Linked DNA regions of Homo sapiens: region 2 is linked to region 1. Evidence: chromatin contacts called from ENCODE Hi-C or POLR2A ChIA-PET data. All regions are on one chromosome and are shown on one strand. The core of a region is the stretch at or near the end of the contact, and the rest is flanking DNA. Distances in the headings are between cores, read along the strand shown.

Evidence for each region. Hi-C counts contacts between places; a loop is a spot of excess contacts on that map. ChIA-PET counts read pairs that join two places held with the same protein, here RNA polymerase II (POLR2A). Pooled maps may share reads with other maps.
Region 2: a pooled map shows a loop between it and region 1 (10-fold over the local background). The contact joins two enhancer-like sites. A Hi-C loop is called at or near these places in 4 of 50 pooled maps. POLR2A ChIA-PET finds 5 or more read pairs at or near these places in 3 of 52 experiments (PC-9 and T-cell).

The regions. Positions count from the first base shown.
Region 1 is chr14:64,230,206-64,236,137 of GRCh38, reverse strand. It overlaps ESR2 (estrogen receptor 2), which reads left to right. Exons shown (of 9, transcript NM_001437.3): 8 at 988-1,168; 9 at 2,815-5,932. The coding sequence ends at 3,001. LOC124903328 (a long non-coding RNA gene) reads right to left here. Exons shown (of 2, transcript XR_007064205.1): 2 at 951-1,276. Among named protein-coding and RNA genes, the nearest start is that of ESR2, 61 kb to the left of the region's middle. RefSeq lists enhancers at 25-294, 935-994, 3,658-3,727. Within about 2 kb of position 3,782, at least 6 of the 41 ENCODE cell types and tissues checked have a DNase peak (open chromatin) inside an H3K27ac peak, as active enhancers do.
Region 2 is chr14:64,418,286-64,424,217 of GRCh38, reverse strand. MTHFD1 (methylenetetrahydrofolate dehydrogenase, cyclohydrolase and formyltetrahydrofolate synthetase 1) reads right to left here. Exons shown (of 28, transcript NM_005956.4): 8 at 4,293-4,404. Among named protein-coding and RNA genes, the nearest start is that of MTHFD1, 33 kb to the right of the region's middle. Within about 2 kb of position 2,799, at least 3 of the 41 ENCODE cell types and tissues checked have a DNase peak (open chromatin) inside an H3K27ac peak, as active enhancers do.

The sequences.
Region 1 (5,932 bases), core at 2,533-5,032:
CTGAAAGTGCCAATAAAAATAGAGAACAAAAACTGCCAAAACAAATTCTGTGGTTGCTGGAGCACCAGCCATCATCAGTCTCATGACAGCCAAGACTCAGCAGCTCCCTGGTTGATTTCACATATTTATTCTTGCTTTGAAATGGAAAGCCTGGAAGAGAAGCTAATTATTAAAGGGAATCAAGGAGTCAGGCAGGGGTCGGGGGGAGGAGATTTATCTGAGCTGTTACTTTGCTGCCATTGGGATGCCACAGTATCTCAATCCTAGAGTTGGAGGGGAGTTAAACACAGGGCAGGGCAGGATGGGGGAGGCAGCCTACCCAGGACGTGGCTGTGGGGACCTAAGCAGATGTGTTCCTGCATGCGTTGCTCAGTGAGGAACTGAGGCTCAGAGAGCTCCAGATGGTGGCTAGAAAGTAGGTCTGTCTGACTCCAAATCAGTGGTCTTCCTGCCCCAGCCAGGTGCCACTCAAGCGAGATGCAGAGGTGGTAGCAGGGGCCCTGCCATGGCTGGCTGCGGCACGTGGTACACACAAGGAGGTGGCAGAGGAGGCTTCATCACATTGGCCATTCCTTTGTTTATTAAACTCCCTTTAGATGGGGAGCCCTCCGTGGGGCTAAAAGTAGAATTAATCTCACTTTCTGACCATCTCTGTATCTGTTGCTGCAGATGAGAAACACCACGTAATGATTTCGGGAGACTAGATATACTCGCCACGGCAAGGCCACAATTATGGGCCTGGTGGACACTTCAGGTGGCAATTTAGTCTGTCTGCATTAGGCCAGGCTTCTCTTCTAGCTCTGTGACGGGGCTGGCTCTCAGGGAAGATCCCCTGGGGGAGGTAAGACCATGCTTATAAGCTCCTGCCACACATGCAGCTGTCAAAGCAACCCAGATCACCTCGGAGCAGGCGCACGGAACAGCTGAGCACACGACTTCTGCTCCTTTGCTCAGAGCAATGACTTCTGGCTTTTATTCTTTGTCCAGGTATGTACCCTCTGGTCACAGCGACCCAGGATGCTGACAGCAGCCGGAAGCTGGCTCACTTGCTGAACGCCGTGACCGATGCTTTGGTTTGGGTGATTGCCAAGAGCGGCATCTCCTCCCAGCAGCAATCCATGCGCCTGGCTAACCTCCTGATGCTCCTGTCCCACGTCAGGCATGCGAGGTACGCGCCCTAAGGAGCTGCTCTGCTTGGGCTTGGGATGGGATTATGTGCTCCACGGAGGGTGAAGTGATTTGGGAAAAGTGTCTGCAAGTTAAGGAAAATGAATGCCTGAAAGGGAATGGGGAATTTGTCAGTTCACACACCTGTAAGCAAAGATGGGCACAGAGTGGGCATGGAAGGAATGTCATGTGGTATCTTACAGGCTCTGCATGGCAGCCAGTGGTGGCTCATGGGTTTTTCAATTGCTGGGGTTTATAGCCTGTTTATGGAGTCCTAAAAGGGGCAGTTCCTCCCCTAACACGAACTGCCACCCCTGTTTACACCACCCAGGGCTGAGGCCCTGAGGCCACTTTTTGTGGAGAGGCTAAGACCCGCTCCCCTAGATGGCCCCTCGAGCTGGTGATGCGAAGAAGTGCACAAATGCTTCCCTAAGAGTTGTTCTTTCGGTGGCATCAGGAAATTAAGGATAAGACTTAAGAGAAGTGGTGGACCCAGCAGATTTAGGAAGGCAGGGCTGTAGGTAGGGCATGTTTCTGATCAGGAAACGTAATTGTGTGTGCTGATGAAGAGGGTGTGCAGTGGTGGCTACTGTTGGTACAATGATGCTCAGTGCTTGGTGTCACCCACGATGAGGGTAGCCTTGCCCTGGAGCTGGAGGAGGGGAGGGGAGGGTGGAAGGTAATTAACTGGTCACTGAGGAGGCAAGTCTAGAGGCTGTGGAGAAGGACAATATACACCTCGAGAATCTTAAGTGAGATGAAGACCTCTGCCTTTCCCCTTTAATGATTGCTCAGCACATAGCCATTTGCAGAACAGATCCTGTGTTTGTAGATTCCTTCATTGTGAATTTATCTGCTTGCTAAAATTTATTTGTAACCCCAAAATCAATATTTGTGGTGTTTTTGAGGTCATGAACAGAGTGGCAGAAATTTTGAGTTGCCCTTTATGTACAGTCCCAGCTGAGATGGAACAAGCAGCTGCTCTCATACTGTCAACAAGTGTCCTTTACTTGGTCTACTTAGTGCCATGGTTTTACATTTTTGTGCTTTTGGTGACTTCACTGTTTAAAATGCCCCCCTGGTGTGGTGCTGAAGACCTGTCTAGTGTTCCTCGGTGTGAAAAAGCTGTGATGTGCCTTATGGAGAAAGTATGTGTTAAGCTTTGCTCGGGTGTGAGTTATAGTGCTGCTGGCCATGAGTTCAATGTTAATGAGTCAATGGTATTTATCACATAAGGCATCTTTAGAAAGAAACACACATAAAACAAGGTTTTGTATTGATCAGCTGATGAAGATGTGGCCAGAGGCTTGCAGGAACCTAACCCTGTATTTCCCCTATGAGTGAGGATTCAGTGTTCACAGTGACTTTACGGAACATAATTACCGCAAACAATGAGGATTGATTGTCCTATGTGTCAGGCCATTGTAGGTGTGTGGTGGGACACAGAGGCTGACAAGACATCGTCCTTGCCCTTGAGCCTAAATTATCAGGGGGAGCTGGATGCACGAGCCATGGATAAATGGGCTGGGGGAAGAGTGGGTTTAGGGGTGGGGTAGACTGGCTCTGAGCAAAGAGAGCCGGGGAAGGCTTCGGGGTTCCTGTGGCTGCCTCGGAGGAGGGAATCTCAGCACCTTTTTGTCCCCATAGTAACAAGGGCATGGAACATCTGCTCAACATGAAGTGCAAAAATGTGGTCCCAGTGTATGACCTGCTGCTGGAGATGCTGAATGCCCACGTGCTTCGCGGGTGCAAGTCCTCCATCACGGGGTCCGAGTGCAGCCCGGCAGAGGACAGTAAAAGCAAAGAGGGCTCCCAGAACCCACAGTCTCAGTGACGCCTGGCCCTGAGGTGAACTGGCCCACAGAGGTCACAGGCTGAAGCGTGAACTCCAGTGTGTCAGGAGCCTGGGCTTCATCTTTCTGCTGTGTGGTCCCTCATTTGGTGATGGCAGGCTTGGTCATGTACCATCCTTCCCTCCACCTTCCCAACTCTCAGGAGTCGGTGTGAGGAAGCCATAGTTTCCCTTGTTAGCAGAGGGCACATTTGAATGCAGCGTTTCCACACTCAATGGCCTCATAGGATCTCAGTGTGGTCTTTCTTACTTTCCTTCTTCCTTCCTCCCCTTTGTGAAACATCTTAAAGGTTTTGGAATGAATGGTGGAAATCTGACTTGGAAGGGCTGCGAATCAGAAAGGGGAGAGGAAGTGACACGCTTACAGAAGTGGGCTAACCCTTCTTGTGTGGCACACACTACCCTTCCCTCTGAGAGTTGACCTTTGCTGTTTTCCGGACCACTCCATTGTAAGATTGAAAACCCCTGTGGCAATTGCGTACTTACCTCCCAGGCCTGTGGGGACTGATCATATCATATGATGCTTATTCTGTCAAAGGCCAGAGGGACTGTGGTTAAGCTGGGATGTGAGTCATGTTCTCTCCCTGACCTTGCTGCCAGCTGCACACAGATTTGTCCCTCTCGATTTGTATTCACAGAGCCTGCCAATAATTTGGGGTATGTGTGTATGAGCGTGTGATCATTTTCATGCAGGACTGTGGGAGATACAAATCTCGCTGCTTCTGGAGCTGCTCTTCCTTAAACCTGTTGTCCCATGGGGCCAGCGTGGGTGCTGGAGAAAGGCCGTGTTTGCAGGAATGGGGTTCTCTCCTGTGGGTGTGGGTGACAGCCACAGTGTTTCCCTGGGGCAATGTGGATGCAGTTTCCATCTTGTACAACCTCATAAGTAGCAGCCACAATTGCCCCATCAGTCACCACAAGTAGTCAGGGATACTTTGGGCTGTGGATGTGTGCAGTGTGCTGTTTTATGGATGGATGAGTAGCTATGCACCCCAGTGTGTCAGCTCTGGGGCCACACTGTATAGCCTTGATGAGTACGCCCCTTGAACAAGACCCAGTTTGTGAACTCTCCTTAAAGAGAAATATTTAGGGATAATTATTTATAGCAAGAAAGAATTCTTTTACACTTGAGAGCTCTTTTAAAAATATTTTCTTATTGGAAAATTTATATGGTGGGCAGGGTGAAAAAGAAACAGTAAAAATATTAGTTCTTATTCCAAGTGGAACATAAATAGGACATGAAGAAGGGCACCTCTGAAATGACAACTTTAACTCACCTTTTAAAAGATGTGAAATTTCCAGTTTTGGATACACGGTGAATATGTAAAATGAGTAACAGCATACTATGGAAGCCAGCAATTAAATAATCATGTTTCATTATTGCAGTAACGTTTTAAACAATTACCTTGTGATATGATATTAAATATATTTTCTTTTTGAAAATATGTTCACTTTGGGTAGCACATCCTGTATTTACTAAGTCATTAGGAAGACTGCATTCAGTGTTACCAAGACTGGTTTTTGCTAGTAAGACCTCGAATAATCCATAATTTTGATATTGGTGCAATTTTACTATAAGTTGAGCTTAGCTGTTTCAGAAATGCTTGGACAAGTACCTAGAGAACACACTGATGTCTGTGTTCTGAGGCAGTCTGAAGTTATTCTTAGAGACTCAGTTACAGCTTTAGTAAGATTTAGTACAGGCAGGATAAGCTTGGTTTCATAGGAACCAGGGAACCAGTGTTAGTGTCAGCTTCTTTCCTCCTGGTCAGCCTAGAATCCCCCACTCCCAATAGAGGGGTTTGGAAGCTGGAGAGTAGGAAGTAAGAGGCAAAGAAGGCAGCCTTCAGCAACTCATTATCTGCCAGTGAAATTCTATTAAATGTATTTTTAAAAGAGATTACCAGGTAACAAAAACATAAAAAACCAAAACAAGGCCAGATGTGGTGGCTCACGCCTGTAATCCCAGCACTTTGGGAGGCCGAGGTGGGCGAACCACTTGAGCCCATGAGTTTGACTCCAGGCTGGGCAACATGGAAACCCTGTCCTACAAAAGATACAAAAATTAGCCAGGCGTGGTGGTGCAGGCCTGTAGTTCCAGCTACCTGGGAGGCTGAGGTGGGAGGATCACCTGAGCCTGGGGAGATCAAGGCTGCAGTCCATTGCACTCCAGCCTGGGTGACAGAGGGAGACCCTGTCTCAAAAAAAAAAAAAAAAAAATTGCCACGAAATATATATATATATATATATATAATTTTTTTTTTTTGAGAGTAGATCTTAAGACAGAGATCACTTCTACTCCTGGGAGTGAACTGGCAATGGCAATCCCTTTAGAGCCTCGAGTGGGCAGTATCAGGAGCGCCGCACAGTGAGTTTCCAGCTGAGCTATTCTCACCGAATCTCGCTCTGTTCTCACAGCACCCCTCTGTCAGGCCTGTCTCATAGTGACTGCCCACCAGGACTGACTACAAAAGACTTGACCCTAAAATAGTCTTGAAGGGATTTTTCTCAAAAAATTAAGGCGGGAACACAAGACAAAGCTGTCAGCCTAGTCACAAATCTGAAGACTCAACTGCATTAAAAATAGTGCAAAATCGGCAGGAGCTGTACAGTGCGAGTCTTGGTCTGGAATACTCCCCCTGCTAACTCAGCTGGAAGGGCAACTATCTTAGATTTCAGTAAGGAAGAAAAATCAGTTACCAATACTTGGCAGAGCCATATTATATATCCATATATATTTATGTATATAAGTGGAATTGAAGCAATTCTAGAATTTTCTAGCATGTGAAAGCAGGGTTTAGTTCTTATTTACGTCTGCTAAGGGACTTTTCAAATTCAAAGTGAACCTTCTGTTTATAGGCCTATTTTGAAACAAAGTATCCTCACTTAATAAGATTTGACACCTTTTTTTTT
Region 2 (5,932 bases), core at 1,550-4,049, 190 kb before region 1:
AAACCCAATGATGCATCATTGCTCACTCACACAAAGAACATCCTACACTTGGCTTCAGTGCACTTCCAGGAGGGGCTGGGGGCGGGCCTAGACCTCGAAGCAATAAGGCTCCCGCGCTGCATCTGGTAGTTTTAGCGACATCACCACTTCTCTCTGATCAGATCGCCACAACTGAGAAGAAGCTCCAAGGTGGAGGCAAGAAGCCAGAATTAAGAGATTAGCAGGCACTTTGGGAGGCCGAGGCGGGCGGATCACCAGATCAGGAGATCAAGACCATCCTGGCTAACACAGTGAAACCCCGTCTCTGCTAAAAATACAAAAAAATTAGCTGGGCATGGTGGCGGGCACCTGTAGTCCCAGCTACTTGGGAGGCTGAGGCAGGAGAATGGCATGAACCCGGGGGGCGGAGCTTGCAGTGAGCGGAGATTGCGTCACTGCACTCCAGCCTGGGCAACAGAGCGAGACTCTGTCTCAGAAAAAAAAGAGATTAGCTGTAGCATCAGCTCTTTTATTAAAAATTAGGGCCAGGTGTGGTGGCTCACACCTGTAATGCCAGCACTTTGGGAGGCCAAGGCGGGTGGATCACCTGAGGTCAGGAGTCCGAGACCAGCCTGGCCAGCATGGTGAAACCCCGTCTCTACTAAAAATATTAAAAAATCAGCTGGGCTTGGTAGCGGGCACCTGTAATCCCAGCTGCTCAGAGGCTGAGGCAGGAGACTCACTTGAACCCGGGAGGCGGAGGCTGCAGTGAGCATTCCACTCCAGCCTGGGCAACAAGAGCGAAACTCCGTCTCAAAAAAAAAAGTTAGTTCTGCAGCTCCTGTGGGCTCCATATTAATCTGAAGTCCAAAATGCAAAGAAGGCTTAACACTACCTATCACAAATTTGCTGAGGGCAAAATGAGAAAATGTGTACATTACTGAAATTGAAAAAGCAGCCTCCAAACGCAAGAGTTTCTCTTTCCACCACAGATACGTAAGATATTTTTTATATGGAGTAAAAGGAGCTGGTCAACACAACTCATTGGGATGGTTTCAAGTTTCTAGAAGATTATAAAGCAGCAAACTGGCAGAACATTTCCTCTTACAGCCCCTAGAGTCATTTCAAAATGCCAAGGAAATATAGATAGAGGTTTGCCCTCTGTACAAGTTTCAATCGTCTTCACACTGTAGTTAGCTTGAAATACCCGCTGCATCTATTTCTACGTGTTAATGTTAGTCATTTTCGTTTTCCCACAGGTAAGAGACACATATCTTTGACTACATGACTAAACGCAGCACTGGTGAGTTCAGTTTTGCTCCTAAACCAAATACTGTCAGGGTTGACGAGACACTGCTAAACATGCAGTGCTTCGTGGATAGGATGATGTGGTCAGTGGAAAAAGTGACCACTACTCAGCCTAAGCATATGACCTCAGTAATGAGCAAACCTTTTGGTTATCTACCCCCAGCCCTAGAATTTCTCTTTCTTTGGGAAATCACATGTACAAAAATCAACTAAAGATCCAGCTGAGCCCTGACTCTTCTACATTTAATTTGGGGACCCTAATAATAGAGGCCAGTCCAGAAGCAGCTACACTGGATAGGTTGAGACTGGATTGCATTAGGGTGGGGAATCTGTTCCCACTTTTTAACCCTTCCAAATAAAACACTATTGATCTGGCCCTTCTCAATTTATCTTTAGTAAGCCAAGCAGGAAGAGCACTTTTATGTGTTTCTCTGGCCAATACTTTCTGCCCTGCACTTGAATCTTTAAAAATATTACTTCTTTGTAAAAGGTATACACACCTTGATTCATTCTTAATTTGGCAAGTGACTTACAATGTTATCCCTGAGTGGACCATGCAAACTATTTAAATAATCAAAATATGAACCAAGAAGTAGCTCGGTGGTAGAAAAGTTTGCTTCTAAAGTGAACATTTGCAAATATCAGTCTTTAGGTCCTGCAGCCCATTTGCTGGTCTGTAACTGAGTGATTCTGCCATCCTTTGGGGAACACAATAACATCCAGCTGTATCAGCATTAATTTGCCTATATGCCCAAGATCAGTAAAAACACTGTTGACCAGAAGGGAAGATACTGCTTTGATTTTATTCATATTTTATTGTCTACATAAGGAATCAATGTGAAAAGGATGGCAAGTTTCATGTTTAAGTCAACATTTCCTACCTATCTGCAACACTCAAGATCCCCACTCAGGTTTTTCTTCTCCATTTCTCACATGTAATCCAAAAAAAAAATGCCAAAAGCAGAAATATGATACAGAAGATGCGAGGTTTTAAAAAGACTGAGCTTGCTGGGTGCGGTGGCTCACGCCTGTAATCCCAGCACTTTGGGAGGCAAAGGTGGGCGGATCACGAGGTCAGGAGATCGAGACCATCCTGGCTAACATGGTGAAACCCCGTCTCTACTAAAAATACAAAAAAAATTAGCCGGGCGTGGTGGCGGGCGCCTGTAGTCCCAGCTACTCGGGAGGCGGAGGCGGGAGAATGGCATGAACCCGCAAGGCGGAGCTTGCAGTGAGCCGAGATCGCGCCACAGCACTCCAGCCTGGGCAACAGAGCGAGACTCCGTCTCAAGAAAAAAAAAAAAAATTAAAAAAATAAATAAATAAAAAGACTGAGCTTGAATGTCATATCGCAAGTATTCAAAGTGAGGAGTTGTAGGAGAGCAATTTCTTTATCGCCTGTTAGATAATTACACTACAAGAAAATGAGTGATCAATTATGAGCTACTGTCTTAAAAGCACGGTAGGGAGAGTGGGAGGGAGGTTAAAAACGGTGAAGGCTTGACAGTGACTAATGTTCCTGGCAGCTCAGCGTCTACATCTGAAACTTGAGATGGGAAGGGAGAAAAAAGACTTCCAGCTATAACTCCCTTCGACAATTCAATAGATATGAGTGCCAGTGGTCAGATGGCAGGAAGCTGGATGTGGCGCCACAGTGACCACTGCCCTTGAGGAGCTATCTAGGCAGGAGAGCACAGGACGCCGTACATGAGACACATGCAACAAAAGATACAATACACATGTTCTATGGGAGAGGAGGGAGGGAGAGAAGGAAAGATCATCCCTTGATAAGGGGAAATCAAACAAGGTTTGGAAGGAATAACAGACATGACAGAGAGGAGATGGGGAGGAAGCAGCTGAAGGTGAAGGTGAAGTTGAACCTTATTCAGTTGTGTAGCCCAAGGCCTGGCATTGTGCTGGATACACAGTAGTTGCTCCGTTAAAGATTGTTCCTTTCTTGGATCTATGAGGACGTACGCAAGTTTTGCCCTATTGTTCTGTGAAGTTTTCTGTTTGAAAGAGTAGCCCACTCCACTAAGAATGCAGGTGAGGGAACTACAAAGGGCAAACGAGGCATGCGCAGGGAAGGGAAAGTGGTCCACTTTACAAGTTGAAGACAGGTATTCACCATGCGCAAGTGAGATCACAGGCTGCAGAGGTCACTGAAATTAGTGTGAGGCTAAGGAGTCTGGCAAGTAAGAAGGAAGAGGCTCAGAGTTCCATGCCAGAAGGTGAACGTGGCAAGGCGAGAGCACGGGGATAGATCTGAGTGGGAAGCAGCTGGAGGGAGGGACACCTGCAAGGAAGTTATCACAGCCCATCAGCTGAGAAGGTAACACTCAGTGGTGACACTCAGAACAGAGGAGAGAGAAAACAATTCCTAATATTTAGAGACTGGTCCAATATAGGGAATGCTTGGGAGGGAAACTAAAAGGCTTCAGACTTGCGGGAAGGAAGAATGGTGATACTAACCAAAAGACGGGAGTAAGGGGTAACTTGGGGATGAGGATGCCGAGTACAGTTTTGGACATGATTAAAAGGCTAGATTTATCCTCTCAGCCTAGAAAAAAACCCAGGTCAAATATCTTCTTTGTAAAGCCCTCCTCTTGGCAGAATGAGTCCCTCTTCTGGACTCTCATAGCACTTTGCAATAATTATACTGTATTTTAAATCCATCCATCAACTTTGCTAAAATAAAGGGTGATCTCTACATGAAGATAAAGTGATATATCCCTCCTGCCCTCCCTCTCACTTTCTCCCTGGACAAAGTCATCTTGGAAGCTGTACAGCACATGATGAAAATCAAAGGCTCTGGCACCAGGCAGACCTGCCTGCAAGTGGCAACTCTTCTATCTACTAACTCTGTGCACCCTTGGGCTAGTCAGTCTCCTAAACCTTAGTACTACAAGCATAAAATGAGACAAGCTTCTCTCTCAGGCTTCTTTTGATGACCTAGATACCATCCTCAATACCAGCAGCCACCTTACTCCTCCAACAACACTCACCTGGGACATAATTGATTCCACAGTCGATGACTATTGCCCCAGGTTTGATCCACTCCCCTTTAACCATTTCAGGCTGACCAGTTGCAACCACCAGGATGTCACCTTTATTTACCTAGGGGTAGGGGATTTGGACATCAGAAATGAAATAATGAAATACACACCAAAAAAAAACCCAGAAATGAAAAGGATATCCCTGAGCTTTGTATTAAATTCTTAAGTGTCATAAGCTATTTCATAAGATATTGGGTTAAGGCCTCAAATGTAAGCCACACACTGTTTCTGACAGCCCTTCACATGCCGTGCTCATTTCTACACATGCCAAAGAGCTCCCTTTCACCAGCCATTTTACCCAATAGGGAAATCAGTGTCAACCTGCAAGGCAGAGGGGCAAACAGGCTTGGGGCCCTGCGTGTTATGTCCAGACACTGCTCCTTCTCCTACAGAATGTAGAGCACTACTTTGGGAGGATTAAAAGAGAAAGTACTAGGCCTCTCTCCTGCTCTCTCCCCACATTTAAGAGACTGCACTGTCAACAGGCACGTGTGTGTGTGTGCGCATTCTTGGGCTCAGGAATCTGATGCAGGGATCTAGAACAAGCTGCCATAGCTATTAGCAGACTACTGCCCACGACTGCCTCTGGAGCACCTTCACTCTGAGGCCACCACTTTTACACACATGGGATCTGGCTGCCAGAGGTCAATCTGAGTGCCTGTACTGCTAATCCCTGTCCACCACGAGGCAGATTAGGGTAGAAAGTACTTGGTGAGAGGCCAGGCATGTTGGGTCACGCCTGTAATCTCAGCACTTTAGGAAGGTGAACCAGGAGGATCGCTTGAGTCCAGGAGTTTGAGTCCAGCCTGGGCAACACAGTGAGACCCCTGTCGCTACAAAAAGCTTAAAAATTAGCCAGGCATGGTGGCACATGCCTGTAGTCCCAGCTACTCAGAAGGTTGATGCAGGAGGATCACTCGAGCCCAGGAGTTCAAAGCTGCAGTGGGCTCTCATGGACTGCCACTGCACTCTAGCCTAAATAACAGAGCAAGACCCTGTCTCAAAAGAAAAAAGACAAAGGTCGGGCATGGTGGCTCATGCCTGTAATCCCAGTACTTTGGGAGGCCAAGGCAGGTGGATCACCTGAGGTCAGGAGTTCAAGACCGGCCTGACCAACATGGAGAAACCTTGTCTCTACTAAAAATACAAAATTAGCCAGGCGTGGTGGCACATGCCTGTAATCCCAGCTACTCAGGAGGCTGAGGCAGGAGAATCACTTGAACCCAGGAGGCAGAGGTTGTGGTGAGCTGAGATTGCGCCATTGCACTCCAGCCTGGGCAACAAGAGTGAAACTCCATCTCAAAAAAAATAAATAAAGAAAAAAGAAAAAGGAAGAGAGAAAGTACACAGAACAAACTCTGTATAAACTTCAGCATGCTTTTAATTTTATGTTTTTTTTAATTAATTAATTTTTTTTTTTTTTTGAGACAGGGTCTTGCTCTGTAGCCCAGGCTGGAGTGCAGTGGTGTGATCGTAGCTTACTGCAGCCTCGACCTCCTGGGCTCAAGCAATCCTCTTGCCTCAACCTCCCGAGTAGCTGGGACTACAGGCATGTGCCCACCCCATCTGGCTAATTTTTAATTTTTTTT